3 separate regions of the Homo sapiens genome follow, and all the other regions are linked to region 1. The links are chromatin loops, found by intact Hi-C in ENCODE. Cell type or tissue: IMR-90. All regions are shown on one strand.

Region 1 (5,000 bases):
TCCCTTAGCACCTTCATTCTGTTTGGCTTGTTGCGACCACAGTTGAGTGTCTCTTCAACAGAGAGCAGCCTATTCAGTTTCTGGCTCTACACACCAGGCATGCCAGCCTGGGGAGGCAGGCAGAGGCCCGGGAGCATTGAAGCTGCAGGTGGAGGCAAATATCAATTGAATGTAAACTTCTGCAGAGCTCAGATAGCCCCTGCTCTGGCCATGGGAGAGCATGAGAGACTGGGCCAGTTCTGCACGCAGATGAATTCTCAGAGCTCATAGTTGGTTCCTTGGGCCAGGTCATAGCTGCCACTTTACCATTTGTCCATGCTCTGGGGGTCATGACAAGAGAAGGCCCTGTGGTTCTGGTGGAACACGAAATTCTGTGGACCAGGACCCTTGAGTCTGTTCTTACGGAGCAAGTGTATTTGTGTTCCCAGGTTTGAGAGCCCCCTGTTTCCAGAGGGTTCCAAGAGGGTCTGGGCTGCTGTGGTGAGAGGCTCTGGGGAGGGCTTCAGTGGGTCTGGTCTGCTCATGCAGGTGCTGTCCTGCTCCTTTTACTTCGTCTCCTCAGTCAGGGACACATGTGGCCAGAAGGAGGCCAGTTCTGTATCTCCTGTGTCCAGGAAGAACCGATTTGAGCTCTTCATGCAAAAAAATTTTGCAGAGTATGGCCCACGTATCTCTGAGGATATGAGAGATGATTTTAGTTGCTACATCAACCAATCATTTTATAACTTATTTTTATTTTTCCTCATGTGAATTAGAAGAAAATAAGACTAACATAGCAATCCTGTGAGCTCATGGAAATTATTACTTGGACAAGTATCAAGCAGGTATTTTGTGCTTAAAAGCATTGTCATTTTGGCATGAAAATATGGTAAAAAAATGTATTGATGACCTGGGAAACTATAATATTTAGTTTAAACTTCTGGCCTTAAAATCTCTAAGGAAAGGACGGTTTTTATCTTGCATAGAAATCTCAGACAGAAGGGTATTTGTCCTGGTTGCCAATCTGCCTTTTATGCTCCAATTTAAACGTATATCCTTTTGCTCATTCAGTCAAATGTTCATTCATTCATTTGCCCACTCATTCATTTAGTACAGTACTTGCTGAGGTTGACTCTGTGCCAGGGCCTTCCACCTCACCTGGGAAATCAGCCAGGACCAGGTGATGTGATGGAGCCAAGCATGGGGGTGGTGGGAGCTCAGAGGAGGGAGGGGACAGGGACTTGGGGAGGATGAATGGAAAAACCCTCGGAATGCTGGCTTCCAAGAGAAAGCAAAGGTATCTTGCTCCTTCTAGGTGCTACGCCCCACCCACTCCCACACACCTTTGTTCCTGTAGTAAAAAAGCCAGGAGGGAGAGCCCCCTTCGCAGCCTTCCCTTTCCCTGGCCCTGGGGTTCTGCCTTCTCTGGAGATGTTACTGAGTTGTGAGATGAGCGCTGTGTTTTTGTGGCATTTTGTAGACCTTTCCTTCCAGCTCTGCACCTTTATTCTTTTCCTGGGTCCCACAAGTGCTGTCTTAATGCTCACCTCCCATTTCTGCTTGGACCCTGCCTCTTCTGTGGCCTGGGCAAGGCTGTGGGAAGTAGCGGTGAGGGCCCAAGATTAGGGCAGACAGACAACCTGGGTTTGTATTCACCACTTTCTTCCGTGGAGCTGAGGGCAAGCCTCTGTAGGGAAAATGATAGCCTCTGAAGATGCTCGGGGGCCAAGTGGTTGTATGTAAAGTGCTTTTCTTAGTATCTGGTACACAGTCATGGGAAGCTATTGTTATTTTCCCCCAGCAGGCTTGTCTTTGTCTTCCCCTTCTCTTCAGTTCACTCTTTCCTGGAAGCTCCACTTCTGAGTAGACACATTCACTGAGAGCAGTGCATAGCTGGCCCTTGAACAATGCAGGGGTCAGGGGCGCAAACCCCCCATGCAGTTGAAAATTTGCGTGTAACTTTTGACTGCCCCAAAACTTAACTACTCATAGCCTACTGTTGACCAGAAGTCTTACCGACAATATGGACTATTAACACACATTTTGTATGTTATATGAATTATAAGCTGTATTATTACAATAAAGTAAGCTAGAGAAAAGAACATGTTATTAAGAAAATCACAAGGAAGAGCAAATATGTTTACTATTCATTAAGGGGAAGTGGATCATCATAAAGGACTTCATCCTTGTTATCTTTGTGTTGAGTAGGCTGAAGAGGAGGAGGAAGAGGAGGGGTTGCTCTTGCTGTCTCACGGGTGGCAGAGTCGGAAGAAAATCCACGTATAAGTGGACCCATGGCTGTTCAACCCCACGTTGTTTCGGGGTCAACTGTATTTCAAACATTTTCTGATCTTGAATTACTGTAAGAAACTCATTTTACATTGTGACCCAATCCACACATGTCTGACTCCCTGTGATGCACTCTCTCTCTTCTCTTCCCATAAAAACTTGCTGATCCGGGACCGCTCTTGTGGCTATAGGTCTTGATGCAATTTGGAAAACAGAGGGGCTGTGTCCAATTGCCTGCCTTGGTACTGCCTTGCCCCAGACTGCATTTGGGAGGAGGTTTGAGTGGATCTTGATGGTTCATGCAGTCCTGCGGCGACCTCTGGTGGCAGTGGGGTCTTCCTGCAGGACTGCCTGCAGTGCAGCGGCTGTAGCGTGGGTTGGGGAGAGGGTAGCAGCCTTGGTGAAGTCCATCTAGGACTACTGAGCCCCTCTTCAGGCCCGCGGACTCCTGCTGGTCTTCAGTAATGACAACACGACCCTGGAGCACCCAGCTGCTCTCCTGGTCTCTGATGAAACTGTGGAACTGTGGTCCTAGCCTCGAATCTGGCCAGCAGAACACCTGATTTGGCAACAGTCATGAAATCTGCTGTGGTTATTACAGCACGGAGAGGGAGTAATTGTTCATTTCCAGGGTGTTGGAGCCACTTTCTCCCTCCTCTTAGGCTTGAGATCCAGCATGGGTGTACTCCAAAAATCATTCCTTTCTGTGTTTCCAGTCAAAAGCCAGCAGAGCACACTGGTCACCAGAGAGGCCCAGCCAAAGACCAGGACCCTGCAGGTGGCCTTGCCATCCACACCGGCAGAGCCACCCCCACCAACTCGTCAGAGCCATGGCAGCCATGGCTCCAGCCTGACCCAGGTGTCCGCCCCCGCTCCACGCCCCGGACTGCATGGACCCTCCAGCACCCCTCCTTCCTCGGGGCCCGGGATGAGGTGAGCCCCAGACTCTGCCCTCTCACCCCACCTGCAGTGGTGGCTCCTGGATTCAGGCAGTCCTGTTCTGGGCTCCCTCCAGGCTTCTGCAGATAGGAGGGGGGCAGACACATGTGAATAGAAGGTGCCTCAGGTGGGGTCCAGTCTGAGCTCTGGACTTGAGAACCTGTGCTCCCAGCCAAGACAAACCCACCCTCCCCTTACCCATGTCCTCCCCCAAACCCGTTCCCCCTCCAGAGGGGCTGGATCCTCAGATGGGCAGGGCTCTACTAAGGGAGATACTGGTGTGGCTGCTGCACTCCAGGGGTCTCCTGGCTGTCTTCTGGGCCTGAGGGAGGGAGCAGGGCTGGCCCTGAGCAAACCAAACCAGCTTGAAGCGTGGTGAAGTTTGGCTTTTGAAGTTTTCTTTCTGGCCCATGCATCCCTCATTTCTTCTCCTCCTCGTGGCAGCACGCCCCCGTTCAGTTCTGAAGAGGACTCAGAGGGAGACCGTGTGCAGCGTGTGTCTCTACAGCCCCCAAAAGTTCCTTCCAGGATGGTGCCCCGGCCCAAGGATGACTGGGACTGGTCTGACACAGAGACCTCGGAGGAGAATGCCCAGCCCCCTGGCCAGGGCTCAGGTGAGCTGGCACCTTTGGGTGAGTGGGCTGGGACCACCGGTGTAGCCCTTCTCCAGCCCAGATTTCTCAAGGCTCCAGAAACACCCTTTAGCTTCCTTTAGGCTTTCTTATTTGACATCTCTTTCTCTATTTGGCTTGGAAAGGATGGTCCTCCTTCGCCTCAGATATTTTTTTGTGGGATAGCAGAGATATCAGGAGAAAGCTAGAGTTTGAGCAAGGTTTAGTTTTACCCCTTGTTTTGTCATTAAATTGTTAACTGTGGGAGGTTGAAGGGAGCCATTCACCCCTTTTCTCCTCCATGTTCTTTCCAGTAGAGAGTAAACACTGTGGCCAGCTACGGGAGATCAAAGCCTCGCTCTAGTAGTGGTGACAGGGCCCAGGAATGCCTGAGGCATAGGCTTCCTGTTAGGGCTGGATTAGAGGAACAACCCGCACTTGAGGCCAAAGTGGGGGCCCCTCCAGCCTCCCCAAATCCAGATCCCAATCTTACTTGTGTGCAGGGCTGGGTTTGCAAAGAAGACCCTGAGTGTGCAGGCCCTTAAACAGGCAGCTGTAGGGTACACTCCAGCCAGGCTCCAACCCCAGCCACAGGGGCGGGGAGGGTCCGAGAGAAAGAGCTGGCACTGTCTTCTGGATCAGCGGCCCTCCTTCAGGTGCGCCGTGGCCCAGGGTGTGTTGTAGGCCCACCCCTCTGCTTGGCTTCTTCTGTGAGAGAGGGTAGTATGTGGGGAAGAAACTGGGAGGGTGTTTCTCCTATCCTTGTCCATCTCGGTGAGTAGAGCAGAAGTTCCTTCTTCTGTGGAAGCTCGAGGCGTGTGAGAGAAGGCTCTCCCCTCTATGTTGGTGTTGCTGGGTGCTCACCGCGTGCTCAGCTCTGTGTGGATCTCTTCGCACAAGTCTCCTCATTTACTCCTCACAGCACTGATGAGGGAAGGCTGAGCCACACACATCGTGACAGAAGTTGAAACTAAGCCTCATAGACATTATGACTGGCCCAAGACCACAGAACGATGTCATGGCAAGTTGAGATTCTGTATGATGTTTTTGAAGTTAATGTGTTAGAGTCACTGTTTATTTATTTACTTGTAAACCATTTTTCCCCCCAGAAAGAGCTGCCTTTAGCTGTGTTCCCAATGTTAAGAATATCCCCATAGTCTTTAATGCTGTTTGAGTTCATTA
Region 2 (5,000 bases), 110 kb before region 1:
GGAGGGAGATAGTTTTTAAATCCTTGGTGGGTTTTAAAGTTTTATTTAAAAATAATTATTTTGGGGTGTCAAAATTTTTTTAAATTCTGATTCACTTTCAGGCAATTGTCTTTGCCTTGAGAAGTTCGTCCTAAGGAATTCGCCATTTGCGCCTGCTTGCTCGTTTATCTTAGTTTAATTTTATCAAACTAAATTCCTACTATTGGGGATTCTATTTACTATCCTAATTTAGAATTTTATCATCCGTGAGACTGCTAGGACTCAAGGACCTGTAAAGATAGGTGAAGACAGACCAAGCCCAAGAATCCTCTTTTCTTCTCTCTTTTTTTTTTTTTTTTTTGAGACAGGGTCTTGCTCTGTCCCCCAGGCTGGAGTGCAGTGGTGCAATCTCCGCTCACTGCAGCCTCTGTCTTCCAGGTTCAAGCAATTCTCCTGCCTCAGCCTCCCCAGTAGCTGGTACTACAGGCATGTGCCACAACGCCCTGCTAATTTTTGTATTTTTGGAGAGATACATGTTGGCCAGGCTGGTCTCGAACTCCTGGCCTCAAGTGATCTGCAAGGTACGGAGAGCATCAGGAAAAATAGCTAATGTATGCTGGGTTTAATACCTAGGTGATAGGTTGATAGGCGCAGTAAATCATCATGGCACACGTTTACCTGTGTAACAAATCTGCATAACCTGCACATGTATCCTGGAATATATATATATATATATATATACACACACACACACAAACGAGATATTTATTTATTTATTTATTCTTTTTGAGACAGGGTCTCACTCTGTAGCCCAGGCTGGAGTGCAGCAGCGCAATCTCGGCTCACTGCAACCTCCGCCTCCCGAGTTCAAACGATTCTCCCGCCTCAGCCTCCCAAGTAGCTGGGATTACAGGCATGCGCCACCACCCCCAGCTAAGTTCTTTATTTTTAGTAGAGACAGGGTTTCACCATGTTGGCCAGGCTGCTCTCGAACTCCTGGCTTCAAGAGATCCATCCACCTTGGCCTCCCAAAGTGCTGGGACAACAGGTGGGAGTCACCGCGGCCAAAAAACGAGATTTTTAAACTAAGAATCCAATGAAACAGAAACAGACAATAGAATCAGCTCTGCAGATAAGTAAGATATTGGGCTTAGAAGACAGGCAACCTAAAATAACAATGATTAATATATGAGAGAAAGAGAGGAAAAGATGAAGGAAATAAATTAAAAGATAAAGAATCTCTTTAAACTATTGGCTTCACTGGAAAAGAATCCAATATAAATCCTAAAATTGAAAAGGACTATAATGTTAAAACATTAATAAATGAGTTTGTACATTGGACATAGAACAAAATAGGATTAGTAAACTAGAAGAGAGGTTATTAGAAACTATCCAAAATAAAACACTGATAAAAATGAGAACTATGGAATAGAAATAAAAGATAGGTAAAATACCATGGAAAAATTCCAAAGGAGTAGGAAAAGACAGAAAAAAAAGCAACATTTAAGTAGATACTGACCAAGAATATTCCAAAACTGAAAAAAGATACCAAGCTATAGATTCAGAAAGCATAAATGAGTAAAGTTCAAAAAAAAAACCACCTAGATATATTTTATTAAAATAGCTTTAAGGAGTAGGGAGAGAAAGTAGAGAAAGAGAAAACAGTAAATAGCAAAGAAAAAGACACATTACTGGCTGGGCGCGGTGGCTAACGCCTGTAATCCTAGCACTTCGGGAAGCCGAGGTGGGCGTATCACTTGAGGTCAGGAGTTCGAAACCAGCTTGGCCACCATGGTGAAACCCTGTCTCTACTAAAAATGCAAAAAATTAGCTGGGCATGGTGGTGTGCACCTGTAATCCCAGCTACTTGGGAGGCTGAGGCAGGAGAATCGCTTGAACTGGGGAGGCGGAGGTTGCAGTGAGCCGAGATCGTGCCACTGCCTCCAGCCTGGGCAACAGAGTGAGAGACCGTCTCAAAAAAACAAAAAACAAACAAACAAACAAAAAACCCACATTACTTTCAGTGAAAAAAAACCTTAAGTTTATAGGTGACTTCTCAGTAGAAGATAATGCAAGCCAGAAGATAATAGAATGCTATTTTTGAAATGCTTTGTAAAAAAAAAACCACACACACACACACACACACACACACACACACACACTGCTTAACTGGTATTCGGTACTCAGTAAACACACCCTTTATGAATTAAGGTGAAACAAAGACATCTCTTTCTTTCTTTTTCTTTTTTTTTTTTTTAGACGGAGTCTCACCCTGTCACCCAGGCTGGAGTGCAATGGCACGATCTCAGATCACTGCAACCTCTGCCTCCTGGGTTCAAGCGATTCTCCTGCCCCAGCCTCCCAAGTAGCTGGGATTACAGGTGTGCGCCACCACGCCCAGCTAATTTTTTGTATCTTTAGTAGAGACAGGGTTTCACCATGTTGGCCATGCTGGTCTCAAACTCCTGACCTCGTGAGCCGCCCGCCTCTGCCTCCCAAAGTGCTGGGATTACAGGTGTGAGCCAGCACACTGGCTTCTTTTCTTTTCTTCTCTCTCTCTTTCTCTTTTGTCTCTTTTTTTTTTTTTTAGACGGAGTCTCGCTCTGTCGCCCAAGCTGGAGTGCAGGGGCGCGATCTCAGGTCACTGCAACCTCCGTCTCCTGGGTTTGAGGGATTCTCCTGCCTCAGCCTCTGAAGTAGCTGTGATTACAGACGTGCGCTACTGCGCCCAGCTAATTTTTGTATTTTTAGTAGAGACAGGGTTTCACCATTTTCCCCAGAGTGGAAAGAAATTTTTAAACAAACAAATATCTAGAAAAAAATTAATCTGTCGTCGGCCTACACTAAACAAACAGGAAAACTTAAACTGAGCTCTTCAGACAGAAGAAAAATGATTCCAAAGAGAAAAATGGAAATCCAGGAAGAAAAGAGTAAGGATGGAAAGAGTACATTTGTGGATGTATATACAAAAAAATATTGACTGCATAAAACAATAATTAAAAAAAAAGAAAAAAGGAAAAAAAGAAAATAAGTTCCCTGGGATCCCAGAATTAGGTTTGACCTTCCCGGTCCCTCTCTCGCGAGATCTGGAAACCGGAAGTGAATTATTTTGCAGGAGTCTACACCCAGGCGGTGGCTATACTTATTAAAGTTGGCGGGAGCTGAGCGATCAGTCGGTCCTGGGCTGGCTGTGGTGTAGGGCGTTGCAGGCAGCGCTCACCTCCTCAGGCCGGCAGAATGCGGGTGGCTGTGGCTGGCTGCTGCCACGGCGAGCTGGATAAGATCTATGAGACGCTGGCGCTGGCAGAGCGGCGCGGCCCGGGGCCTGTCGACCTCTTGCTGTGCTGCGGCGACTTCCAGGCGGTGCGCAACGAGGCGGATCTACGCTGCATGGCCGTGCCGCCCAAGTATCGTCACATGCAAACCTTCTACAGGTGAGGACGCGGCCGGGCCCGGACTTGGCGGTGGGGGGGTGGGACTGGGTTCCCTCTGCCACTGGCTGCCTGTTTCCCTTAGATCCTGTCTTTGTTCTCTCTGTATCTCTAATTGGTGCCTAACTGAATACAGGGGTGAGGTAGTGGGAGGCGGGAAATGTATTCAGTTCGGTACTGTATTCAGTTAGGTACCAAATTATGTCAGTTTCACTAGCACCCTATCTCATTAGGTGCTTAGGAAATGTCACTTTCCTTCTTTCCATACACATCTTATCCATTTCAAAGGGTGTCGAAGCCTGGGAGGGGATAACCTGGAGGAAGAAGCTGACAGGTTTAGATAGCTACCTTGTACTTGATAGGACTCTGGAATTAGTTCATTCAATGATCCTGAAGTTTTTACTGGGCCCCTGCTATGTGCTTGTTGTGGTTCTAGAAGATGAGGTTATGGCAATGAACTCGAAACAGTTCTTGACTTAATTGAACGGGCACTGACTTGAGGCTCAAGGTGGAAGCTCTTCATTCCTAAGGGCAAGGATGGATACTGGGCAATTCCTTTTTTTTTTTTTTTTTTTTTTCTTGAGACAGAGTTTCGCTTTGTTGCCCAGGCTGGAGTGCAGTACCGCGATATTGACCCACTGCAACCTCCGTCTCCTGGGTTCAAGCGATTCTCCCACCTCAGCCTCCCGAGTAGCTGGGATTACACCCAGCTAATTTTTGCATTTTTAGTAGAGACGGGGTTTCACCACATTGGCCAGGTTGGTCTCGAACTCCTGACCTCAGGGGATCCGCCTGTGTCGGCCATCAAAAGTGCTGGGATTACAGGAGGGAGCCACCGCGCCCAGCCCCAGGCAATTCCTTTTGAAAGAGCTTTTTAACTTTTTATGATGAACTCAGTTTCTTTTTTTTTTTCGGAACTTATTTGCTTTTCTGCTATGCCTAATTGTGGTAACTGACTTTGCTCTTATGTTCTAGGTATTACTCTGGAGAGAAAAAGGCTCCAGTTCTCACGCTCTTCATTGGGGGAAACCATGAAGCCTCAAATCATTTGCAAGAGTTACCCTATGGTGGCTGGGTGGCACCAAACATTTATTATTTAGGTATGTGATTGTGTTTGTGGATACTTTTTTTTCCTGGGATGGAAGAGCTTATCAGGATTTGCGTTAGTTGGACTGTGTCTTGACATGTATGGTGTTTGGAGAATGTCATTAATTTAAATACTTAATCGTGAAAATTTAATTAAGATAGTTAATTATTAAATGGTTGATCATGAAAATATGCCCTTCATCTAGTGTTTTAAGCACTAGCTAATATAATTGCAAAGACCTCACACACTATTTGTAGTCCCTTCATTTTTTCTTACAATTTTTATTGAATTAAAGACCTTAAACTTTTATTAATAGAAATTCTTAAGCATACACAAAAGTAGAGAATAGTATGATGAATCTCAGTACCTGTTAACCAGCTTCAACGACTATTATATTGCAATCTCCTGGATTTTTTTTTTTTTTTTTGTGGGAAGAGATGACTAGAGTATTTAAAGCAAGTCCAACCGTTAGATTATTTCACTTATACATATTTCAGTACATG
Region 3 (5,000 bases), 170 kb before region 1:
TTACAGTTTTACTCTGATGGAAATGAAATGGAAAAACTAACAGAAGGGATAATCTACGTACTAGTTAAATGATTTGCATATGCATAGGCTACATGTTCTTAAAATTGTTTCCTTACTCTCATGGCCATCAAAACATTTTATTTGCCTTCCTGGGGTGGTCAACTCAGGGCGTTCATGAGGCAGTAGCTAAGGGTTGCTCATGTATCTTTGTATTGGTAAGATACAGTGTCAGTGTGAAAAAATGACCAGAAGGAAAACAGACAAGGCAACTGGTTAAATGTATGTAACCCATCACTTCTACTGGAAAAACACCACTACTGAAAGAAGAGCAGACACATAAGTTTAATACCCAGAGAGTAGAGTACATTACTAATACAAATACCAGTGAAGGTTATTTTAGGCCCTTCTTAAGACAGAGTAAAGATATACCCTTAATAGTTTGCTTTATTTTCAAAGTTAAAAGCCAAATGAACAACTGCCTACCAAATGAGGTTTTTTGAAACTCAAAAGCATGAGGGAGAGGTCAAAAGGAGAATAGTTACCATTGGAACCACTGGCATGAAAAATACAGTTACATTCATGAAACAGTACTGGCTACTAATTAAGAGGCAATGTTCTCTCTACCATGACCTCCTTGAATAAACTTTCTCTTACAGAATGTTCATCTCCTATGCTTAAAGAAATGGATAGGGCAAACAGGCTGAGATGCAACAAGTCAAAATAAATACCGATCTATTCTAAGGAACTTAGGTTTTCAGAAAAAGCACAATTTGGCCTTTTTGGTCCCAAATTCAAGATTAAATGATGCTTTAGCTGTCACTAGCAGGCCCAAAGCACAGTATGAAACTGGGAAAAAGAGAAGATAGGGAAAGGTAACAAAATAGACTGTGGTGGAAAGTAACATGGGACAACTTAGTCTCCTGTAACAAAAAGATTACTCCTGACCTAAAGAATGAGAATGTAACAACAGAGATGATTCCATGACCAAGAATAAGATTATACGGTTATGTCAATACCCAGCTTGGAGAATCCACTACTTTTGAGGTTTAGTTGGGGAGTTAGGATGCAATTTTCTTTATTGCTTATCTGCTCAGTAAAAACTTTCTGACAATAAACATTAAACAACTTGGATTCAAAAATTCACAAAGCAATATTATCTATGTTACCAAAGATAAAAGAACCTTTATTTAAAAGGGCTTTAAGCTGTAGTTATCAATTGGTTCAAAACTGTGAACAGTAAGAAAAACTTTAGAAAAATCTCCCTTGAGCTGCTAAAAAAGGAAAATAACATACCCTTTTAATATCAGTGATGGCACTCACTGAGCTGGGATACTTGAAATAATCAGCAAGCATGGCAATGAGGTGATCAGTTATGCTAGCGATTCTCTGTAGCTCAACATCTGGTTCAATCAGATAGGCAAGTGTCTCAGCTCCTTCAACTCTCTCCTCTAGTAATCTCTCCTTACTGCACATTCGAACCAAACAAGGTAATGTCTGAAAGGTAGTGAGATTAATTATTTGCTTTTTGGTAAAGGTAAAAGCTTAAGCATATAGTGACTGAATCAACTCAATAGCTTTTATCAGGAGTAATGTTTATGATCATATATTTCCTTTACTGACTTCTAGAGAATAAAAGATTTTTTTAAAATGCAAAAACAAGCAAAATTCAGTACACATTAATAATTTGTACTGGCACATTAAACTCTATTCGTACGTCAAAGTATATTAATACAAATTCTAATTAGGCTTTTGGGACCGATAAGACAAGTTTTATTGTACAACTTTGTAAAAGACATTTAAGAATCCCTAACAAATCATGTCTGATGGTTCTGCCCTATCTATCTATTTATTTACCTAAAAAAGACCCAGCAGTTTAATCAGGAATGATTTTGCCTTAGGAAAAGTATGCTATCTCTTCCTTAGTGAGTAATATCGTTTATTTTTTGGTTTGGGGAGTCATACCTACAGTTGCCAAAACAAAATACAGCTTTAAAACTGCAGTGATCTTACCATTACTCAGATTCCACCAGTTCTACTATAATGCAACTGAAATGTATCACAGTTGCTAGGTTTTCCCAGTAACTTGCTGGAATTAGCAGTGGTATCCATGAGTCCAATTTTACTTCTGAGGTCCCTCAAAAATCTTGGCAATGGTTTGGTAACTTATCTACATTAGGTTCTCAATAAAAATATTACAGACATTTACTATTTCTTTTTCTTTTTTTTTGAGACGGAGTCTCGCTCTGTCGCCCAGGCTGGAGTGCAATGGCACGATCTCGGCTCACTGCAACCTCTGCCTCCTGGATTCAAGCAATTCTCCTGCCTCAGCCTTCTGAGTAGCTGGAATTACAGGCACCCACCACCACTCCTGGCTAATTTTTTATTTTTAGTAGAGATGGGGATTCACCAGGTTGGCCAGGCTGGTCTCGAACGACATTTACTATTTCTAAGCCTGACGGATCCACTTGAAAGGACAATGTGGAAGTATAAATTGAAATGTTATCATTATAGAAAGTCTTCCTCAAATACTGCAGGCAACTGTGCTTTGCTCTTTTATATATAATAAGTTCCTATTATATCTTTTACCACAGAGCTTAGCACTTCATCGTTCACTACTAATTTCCTATTAGGCTAGTAGAAGCTTTATAATTCAACCCTAGGTTTCCAAGGGGAAGGCCCTATTCTTTTTTCCCTAACATTACTAGTTACTAATATTTATTGATACCATAAATTCATGAATTATGTAATCTAATGCTCATGACTACTATGTGAAGAATATACTACTAACATTTTACCAATGCAGAAAAAGAGGAAGGTTAGAGAAGTAAATAAATCAAGATAAATGCTATGGAAGTCCGTGGCACTCTATGAAGAGTTGTTTACTTAGGGAGTGTTCAGATCTCATTAAATTAATTCTCTTCCCCAAAGACTAAAGCAAATATTAGTCTTCTTTGTGCTCTTTTATCCTTGGGATCACCTTTTGAACAATGATAATGTGAGATCTCATATTTATAAAATGACACATCATCAATTTACTTATACTTAATTTTTTATAGCTAATAAGACATTTTAATGTATTTAATATATTGTTATCCTCACAATAACCCTGTGCATAGATGAGCAGGAATTATTGCTTCAATTTTCATAATCTGGAGTCCGAGGCATCAAAAGAATAAAGGATGTACAGTCAGAGGTGGGAGTGCTAAAACCAGAATCCAGGTTTTAGGACTTTTAGGGCTGGTCTTTTCTCCAGGTTTTTCTAAATTCAAGTTGTATATGACATATCACAATGACAATGCTTGTTTTCATGTGTTATCTACTTATTCTCTTTCATTATGCCTTTTGATTATCAGCTATGAGAATGATATAAAGTCTTTTTCTGCAAAAGTGGCAAATCGTCTGCCTCTAAAACTGTAGTACAAATTTAATGACAATCAAGAACGAAATATATTTTCTGTTTCACCTGAATTGTACACTTTTACAATTTCCACATCCTCCTAATTACCATAAAATGAAAGGCTGTGACAATGAAATAATTATTTCACGCTGACTTTCGAAACACATCTAAAATCAATTTTTAAAAACTATATGACATCCACTGAAAAGAAAGCATGGTCTTTCAATATTATTCTACGCCATGCACATATATCATAATGATAAATGTGTAAAATGAAATATGAGTATCAATACTGATATTTAACACATAACTGGATAATTTTCACATTTTAAAGATAATTAATTAGCTTACCTTTAATACAATACAGTTATCATCTGTCCGAATTGCTCCAGCTCTACACATGTAAGTTAAACTGGAATAAGACAGCAGAAAATAAGTTTTTGCTTGGAGTTTAAAGCTTTAAATGAAAAATTATTTGCCTTTAAGATTTTATTAAAAAATCGAAAACCAAATAATATCACTTATCTTGAGAGTGAAGATTTTGACAATTCGCTTTTCGGAGGTTCAGTCAATTTAATAGTCAAAGAAAACTAACTGACAAATACAGATGGTAAGCCAGATATTTAAAAAAACAAAATGAAACAAAAACCTACCAAATAGTTTTAAAAATAAATAACCTAATGATGGACACATTTTGAGGCTAGGTGCTGGGCACATGTTGTATTCTTTATACTTCAGAATTTTCCATAATAAAAAGGGAAAAATGTTCAAAATGAAACATAAGATGAACACATTATCTCAGTTTAAATGAAGTTGGAATATTCTAACTCCAAATGCAGTAGAAGTATCACAGAAGAGGCATTTAACTTGTAACACAGCTATCCATCAGAAATGAACTATTCAGAGGTTAACAGCAGGGGCTTTGGGAACGAGTCAATAATTTGGTTCTACTGAAAAACAATTATAAGCTGCCTTTGAATAAGAATATAATTAATTTTTATTCCCCAGGCAGGCGCTGAACATTAAGCGCTTCAGAAATTTAAATTAATGAATTTCCTTTTTGATTACATTCCTTTAGCAAGATGGGGGAAAAAAATTAAAACATCTCACGTTGGCTTCTACCGAAAGTTATAAACAGGTAAAATCATTTTACTTATATTGTAGACGGCTGAAATATTTGTAGTTGTTATTATCTTGAGGCTTGTTACCATATTGTTTTTCTGAAACCATTTACTTTAGAACATTACCTTACTGACAGAGGCAAATGCTCAGTTTTAAAGACAAAAAGCAAAAAATGATACAAACAAATAAAAACCAAACAATTCACGATACATGAGTAATTCATTGAAAATGCCAAATTCTCACCAAAATGTTAGAACCACAGCTTAAATACTAAGATTAAACTTAGCACAGAACCCTACACAAGTGCTCAACACACCCATTCATGTATTGATAATTACAGAACATGCACTGAATGCTTACATGAGCCAGAAATTGTGCTAATAAAAACTCTGCAGCTGGGCACAGTAGCTCATGCCTGTAATCCCAGCACTTTGGGAGGCCGAGGCAGGTGGATCACGAGGTCAGGAGTTTGAGACCAGCC

Evidence for each region. A loop is a pair of places that touch in the nucleus more often than their neighbours do. Peaks named below come from ENCODE experiments on the same cell type or tissue, not always from the same donor. Only the 100,000 strongest peaks of a DNase experiment are listed, where the experiment ranks them.
Region 2: it touches region 1 in a loop (7-fold over the local background); 10 of 110 quality-filtered maps call a loop at or near these places.
Region 3: a loop joins it to region 1, with 2.5 times the contacts of the local background. A loop is called at or near these places in 2 of 110 quality-filtered maps.

The regions. Positions count from the first base shown.
Region 1 is chr3:138,066,352-138,071,351 of GRCh38, reverse strand. It overlaps DZIP1L (DAZ interacting zinc finger protein 1 like), which reads left to right. Exons shown (of 16, transcript NM_173543.3): 13 at 2,985-3,201; 14 at 3,652-3,821. Among named protein-coding and RNA genes, the nearest start is that of DZIP1L, 47 kb to the left of the region's middle. RefSeq lists enhancers at 124-625, 4,584-4,633. In IMR-90, a CTCF peak has its summit at 2,591 (motif pointing left); DNase peaks (open chromatin) are centred at 2,571 and 4,171; H3K27ac peaks cover 268 bases.
Region 2 is chr3:138,173,012-138,178,011 of GRCh38, reverse strand. It overlaps DBR1 (debranching RNA lariats 1), which reads left to right and starts at 3,091. Exons shown (of 8, transcript NM_016216.4): 1 at 3,091-3,413; 2 at 4,386-4,510. The coding sequence starts at 3,217. RefSeq lists an enhancer at 3,176-3,385. In IMR-90, no CTCF peak of the experiment used is centred here; a DNase peak (open chromatin) is centred at 3,091; H3K4me3 peaks cover 1,205 bases; H3K27ac peaks cover 592 bases.
Region 3 is chr3:138,238,277-138,243,276 of GRCh38, reverse strand. ARMC8 (armadillo repeat containing 8) reads right to left here. Exons shown (of 22, transcript NM_001363941.2): 10 at 3,749-3,809; 11 at 1,294-1,494. Among named protein-coding and RNA genes, the nearest start is that of ARMC8, 53 kb to the right of the region's middle. In IMR-90, no CTCF peak of the experiment used is centred here; a DNase peak (open chromatin) is centred at 1,996.